Linked DNA regions of Homo sapiens: region 2 is linked to region 1. A link is a loop called in an ENCODE intact Hi-C map of the cell type or tissue named here. Cell type or tissue: PC-3. All regions are shown on one strand. Each heading gives the region's core, and the rest is flanking DNA. Links, peaks and the distances in the headings are about the cores only.

Region 1 (2,814 bases), core at 83-2,582:
ATAAAAGGAGAGATATATTGTGTTCATAGACAAAAAGACTCAATACTGTTAAGACGTTAATTCTCCCCAAAATGAACTTTAAATTCAATACAATCCCAGTTAAAATTCCAGCAAGCTTTTTAAAAGAGAAGCTACCAAAATGAATCAGAAATTCATATGAAAATGCAAAAGACGTGGGGGGGTCAAAACAACTTTGAAAATGAAGAACAAAGTTGGAGGGCTAATATTTTCTAATTTCAAGAGTTATTATAAAGCTACAGCCATCAACACACTATGGTGTTACAAACAGATCAACAGAACAGAATACAGAATCCAAAAATAAGTGAACACACATACGGATAATTGAATTTTGACAAACGTGCAAAAGCAATTCAATGGATAAAGGATAGTCTTTTTAACAAGCAGTGCTAGAACAATTGGATGTACATGTGCAAAAAAATGAACTTTGATGTTTCTCTTGCACCATATTATGAATGTTTGTGTTCCTTAAAATTTATATTTTGAAGCCTTAATCCCCAATGTGATGGTATTTGGAGATGAAGTCTTTAGGAAGTGATTAGGTTAAGATGAGATCGTGAGGATGGGGCCCCCATAATAAGATTAGTGCCCTTATCAGCTGAAAGAGGAAGAGACCAGAGCTCACTCTCTCTCTTTGCTATGTGAATATACAACAAGAAGGCTTCCGCTGACAGTGGAAGACAGCTTTAGCAGGAACTAGTGGGAGCAATAGCAGGACCAAATAAACCAAACCGACCAAAATAACACCACAGAAGTTCTGAAAGTTAAACCATCACTGGAACTGTATCCCACAAAAAGTAAGTTAGGACCCAGTGTGTGATGTCCCCCTTCCTGTGTCCAAATGTTCTCATTGTTCAGTTCCCACCTATGAGTAAGAACATGCGGTGTTTGTTTTTTTGTCCTTGCAATAGTTTGCTGAGTTGGGGGGAGGGGGGAGGGATAGCATTAGGAGATATACCTAATGTAAATGACGAGTTAGTGGGCGCAGGACACCAACATGGCACATGTATACATATGTAACAAACCTGCACATTGTGCACATGTACCCTAGAACTTAAAGTAAAAAAAAAAAAAAAAAAAAAAAATATATATATATATATATATATATATATATATATAGTAAGTTAGGACCAGCATGCTAATCCTAAACAGAGTGGCACCTGTTAAAATAAAAAATTCAAATACCACCCAGTGTCTCCTAACATAAATGATGACATGTGCAGGCTATAACCAAAAATGACTCATCCCACCAAGAACCACAAAAACCACAATTTGAGTAAGAAAAGACAACCAACTGATGCCAACAGTGAGATGAGTCATATGGCAGGATTCTCTGACAAGGATTTTAAAGGAGCCATCACAAAGATCCATCAATGGTAAATTACAAATTCTCTTGAAACAAATGAGAAAACAAAAACAAAAACAAATCTCAGTTTTAAAAGGTTATTTAAGGCCGGGAGCCTTAAATACGACAGAATTGTAACAGGAAAATCTCTAAATAGGTGGAAATTAAAATAATTTAAACTTCTCAATAATCTATAAGACAAAGAAGTCTCAATAGACTAAATGAAAATAAAAATACAACACAACAAAATATGTGGAATGCAGATAAAGCAGCCCTGAGAGGGAATTTAATGGCACTGAATGCTTACACAAGAAATGAGGAAAAACAGCCGGGCGCAGTGGCTCACACCTGGAATCTCAGCACTTTGGGAGGCCGAGACGGGTGGATCACAAGGTGAAGAGATCAAGACCAGCATGGCTAACATGGTGAAACCCTGTCTCTACTAAAAATACAAAAATTAGCTGGGCGTGGTGGTGCCTGCCTGTAATCCCAGCTACTCAGGAGGCTGAGGCAGGAGAATCGCTTGAACCCAGGAGGCAGAGGTTGCAGTGAGCCAAGATCGTGCTACTGCACTCCAGCCTGGCGACAGAGCAGGACTCTGTCAAAAAAAAAAAAAAAAAAAAAAAAAAAGGAAAAACCTCAAATCAATAATATAAGTTGCTACCTCAAGAAACTTGGGGGGAAAAAAAAGAGCAAAATAAACTCAGAGCAGGAATAAGAGAGGAAATAAAGATTACAGCAGAACTCAATGAAATCAAAAACAGGAAAACAATAGAGAAAAATCTGCTTCTTCAAAAACATCAATAAAATTTGCAAATCTTTAGAAAGATTGACAAAAATGAAAGAAAACACAAATCACCAATATCAAGAGTGAAATAGGGGCCAGGTGCGGTGGTGGCTCATGCTTGTAATCCCAGCACTTTGGGAGGCCGAGGTGGGTGGATCACGAGGTTGGGAGTTCAAGACTAGCCTGTCCAACGCAGGGAAACCCAAAAAAAAAAAAAAAAAAAAAAAAAAAACACCAGACTAATATCTCTCATGAATTTGATGCAAAAATTTTCAACAAAGTATTAGCAAGGTCAACCTAAAAATGTATGAAGGTCATTATAAGTTATGACCAAGTGGTATTTATCCCAGGTGTGAAAGGTTGGTTTAACATTTGAAATATCAATCAATAGGCCAGGTGCAGTGGCTCATGCCTGCAATTCCAGTACTTTGGGAGGCCGAGGCAGGCAGTTTGCTTGAGCTCAGGAGTTTGAGACCAGCCTGGGCAACGTGGCAAAACCTCATCTCTACAAAAAATACAAAAAAATTAGCAATGCGTGATGGTGCATGCCTGGAGTCCCAGCTACTTGGGAGGCTGAGGTGGGAGGTTGCTTGAGCCTGGGAGGTGGAGGTTGCAATGAGCCATGCACTCCAGTGTAGGCAACAGAGGGAGATCCTGTCTTAAA
Region 2 (2,814 bases), core at 78-2,577, 140 kb after region 1:
GATGGGACCAGCTATAACTTTTCAGGGGGTCATCCTTCCAGGTTCCTTTCTTCCAGGCAGGCCAGCCTCTGCCCATGTGGTACCTTACCCTACACACTTACTATTACACACTCTGTCCAGGTCGTTTGCTTCCTGAGAGTTCCTCCTGCTTAGAATGGTGAGAGAAGCACTGAATTCAGACTCACGGCCTTCAGAGCCTCCCAATCTGGCCTGTTCACCCTGGCTCTGCCCCTCACTCACTGTGTGACACCAGGTAGGTGTCTTCAGCTGTCTGAGCCTGTTTTTCTCATCCACAAAGACAAGATAACAATACCCACCTGCAGGGCTGTGGGGCGGAGTCACAGTTATATACAAGAAGCTCCTAGCACTGTGCTTGGCATAAAGTCGGTGCTTAATGGTCAGTACCTGTGATTGGGGCTGTCCACAAATTTTTCATTTCCCAAGGCCCAGCTGCAGCCCACCTCCTCCAGGAATCATTTCCTGACAACCCAACCCAACTCAGACTTCTCCCTCTCTTGGCTCTGATGATTCTTGCAGTCCGCCCCATCAGCCTAACACCTGATTTCTCACTTACCTTGGGCACTGATGCTTCTCCAGGAGCTTTCCTTATCACCCCCCAATGAACAGAAAATTCTCCATTAGGAAGAAGCACCTCTTCCTCTTCTCCTGCCTCCCCCACAGTGCAGGGAGAGGCACATCATAGTTGCTCCAGTAGGCAGGCAGGATATGGTCTGTTCACTGAGGGATACAAGTTCGACCTTTATAACGAAGGCAATAGGGAGCTAGTGAAGGTTCTGGAGGAGGGAGATGACAGAAGGTGTCATTCGCGTGAGCACTGAGCAGCGGTGCACAGTATTTCCAGTCTGTTTCCTTCCTGCTTTCCCTGCAGAAGCCGCTGGCAGAGTGATGAATGCACAGTGGCTGAGCATTATTAATCACCTTAAAAGTAAACATTCATCTTGGTGCAGAATTTTTACTTTTCTCCTCTAATAACAGATTAGAGCACCCAGATATTAATGGGCCAGATAATTTACATTTTCCTTAAGCAGAAAACACAAACCATCAGACCCTTGTGGCAACACCACTTCCTGACACATTGAGAGATAGGCCAAATAAACTGCTGTAACTAAAACACTCACATACGCACGCTCACCCGCCGATACGTGGCAGTTTGCAAACATTTCGCAACAAGCTCAATATAATTTCTATACACAATTACTCATTCCCTTCTGGAGGATTTTCCTCTCCTCCTTGCCTTCCCAATTGCTCGGGGCCATTAAACCACAAATCCTTGGGTAGAGTTCCCCTCTGCTGCTTTCCTTAAACTCTGACCTTAGCCCTAAATAAGTCAGTCCTTAAAGGAAACAACTCATTGAGTAGCCAGTGCTACCAAGAAACAAAGTGGGCCGTGGACCTTCGCCACTCTTTTCACCTCTTCTCCTACCAGGGATCCCGAAAAGGGAGAAGCATGTCTGAAAAGAGAAGCCAGAGGAGAAAAATCTTTGCATCTTGATCCTCTTTATGTGATCACCCATGCAAAGTTGCCATAGTGGATTACCTGAGGTTCCAGCCAAAGAGTGAAATACTGCAGTAGGCCAAGCCATGAAGAAGAGAGAGGACAGCAACTTATTCCTGCACTGACGATGACTTATTGTATGATCTTGACCAATTCCTCAATCTTCTCTGAGCTGTGGGTTCCCCATCTGTACAATGAATGGTTTGGTTTTGATGACTCAAAACTCTGACATTTTGTGATTTAACTTCTGGGCACCAACAGTCACACAGGGCAGCAGCATTGAGTATTAGAGCTGAGCAGTTAAAAACAGCATGCATAATACTTAATCCCTGGTTGAGCTAGCCACTGCACATGCTCAGTACTCAGGAGAACTACCTGCTGAGAATGCTCAGTCCACAGGTGAGCAACCCACTGAGCATGCTCAGTCCCCCTCCAAGTGTACTACCCACTGGGCATGCTCCGTGCCAAGGCAATCAAGTTCCCTAAGGCACCAGAGCACATCCCCTCTCACGGAGCATATTCAGTTCTAAAGAAAAGTGACACTAGGCATGCTTAATTACAGGGCAGTAGACTGTCTGCCAGTGAAAGCTGATCCTCTCTCCTTGGGCTCCCCAGAAATAGGATAGGCACACAGTGGGCCCACAGCAACTAGTTGAATTAAACAAGTCAAATAATCTTAGCCACGCTGTCTCTGTTCACCTGTTGAGTTCTACAGACTCTCATTATGACATACATGGCCTTAAGTGTTTACAACAAAACAAAGTTCCCAGCAAATAAACTTGCACCAGCCAACCACTCCAAAACAGAATATATCCTCATAATATGTTTTCAAACTCATCACACCTGTAAGAATACAGAAGATTTGATTAATACTATCCACCAATTTTACCTAATTGACATTTATAGCTCTCTCTATCTAACAGCAGAAATCACATTTTTTTCAGGTAGCAAGGAATATCCATTGGCCATATACTTGGCTGAAAAGCATGTCTCAAAAATTTTTAAAAGACTGAAATCATACAAGTTATTTTATTATAGTGGAATTAAATTAAAAAGTAATAACAGATATCTAGAAAATCACCAAATATTAGGAAATTAAATAAAACACTTTTAAATAACTCATAGATCAATGAAGAAATCACAGGGAAATTGGAAAGTGTTTCAAACTGAATGACAATAAAAGCAACACATATCAAAATTTGCAGGATATGGTTGAAGTGGAGATTAGAAGGGAAGTTGGATCTTTAAATGCCTAGATTAATAAAGAAAAAAAGGCACAAAATCAAAGATCTAAGCAT

What was found. A loop is a pair of places that touch in the nucleus more often than their neighbours do. Peaks named below come from ENCODE experiments on the same cell type or tissue, not always from the same donor. Only the 100,000 strongest peaks of a DNase experiment are listed, where the experiment ranks them.
Region 2: it touches region 1 in a loop (7-fold over the local background); 2 of 110 quality-filtered maps call a loop at or near these places.

What each region holds. Positions count from the first base shown.
Region 1 is chr17:6,222,151-6,224,964 of GRCh38, forward strand. No RefSeq gene overlaps it. Among named protein-coding and RNA genes, the nearest start is that of WSCD1, 150 kb to the left of the region's middle. RefSeq lists a silencer at 1,176-1,376. In PC-3, for the core only: no CTCF peak of the experiment used is centred there; a DNase peak (open chromatin) is centred at 1,281; H3K27ac peaks cover 1,276 bases.
Region 2 is chr17:6,364,578-6,367,391 of GRCh38, forward strand. All of the region lies in intron 2 of LOC105371509 (a long non-coding RNA gene), which reads right to left. Among named protein-coding and RNA genes, the nearest start is that of AIPL1, 69 kb to the right of the region's middle. In PC-3, for the core only: no CTCF peak of the experiment used is centred there; DNase peaks (open chromatin) are centred at 1,214 and 1,804; H3K4me3 peaks cover 1,679 bases; H3K27ac peaks cover 2,278 bases.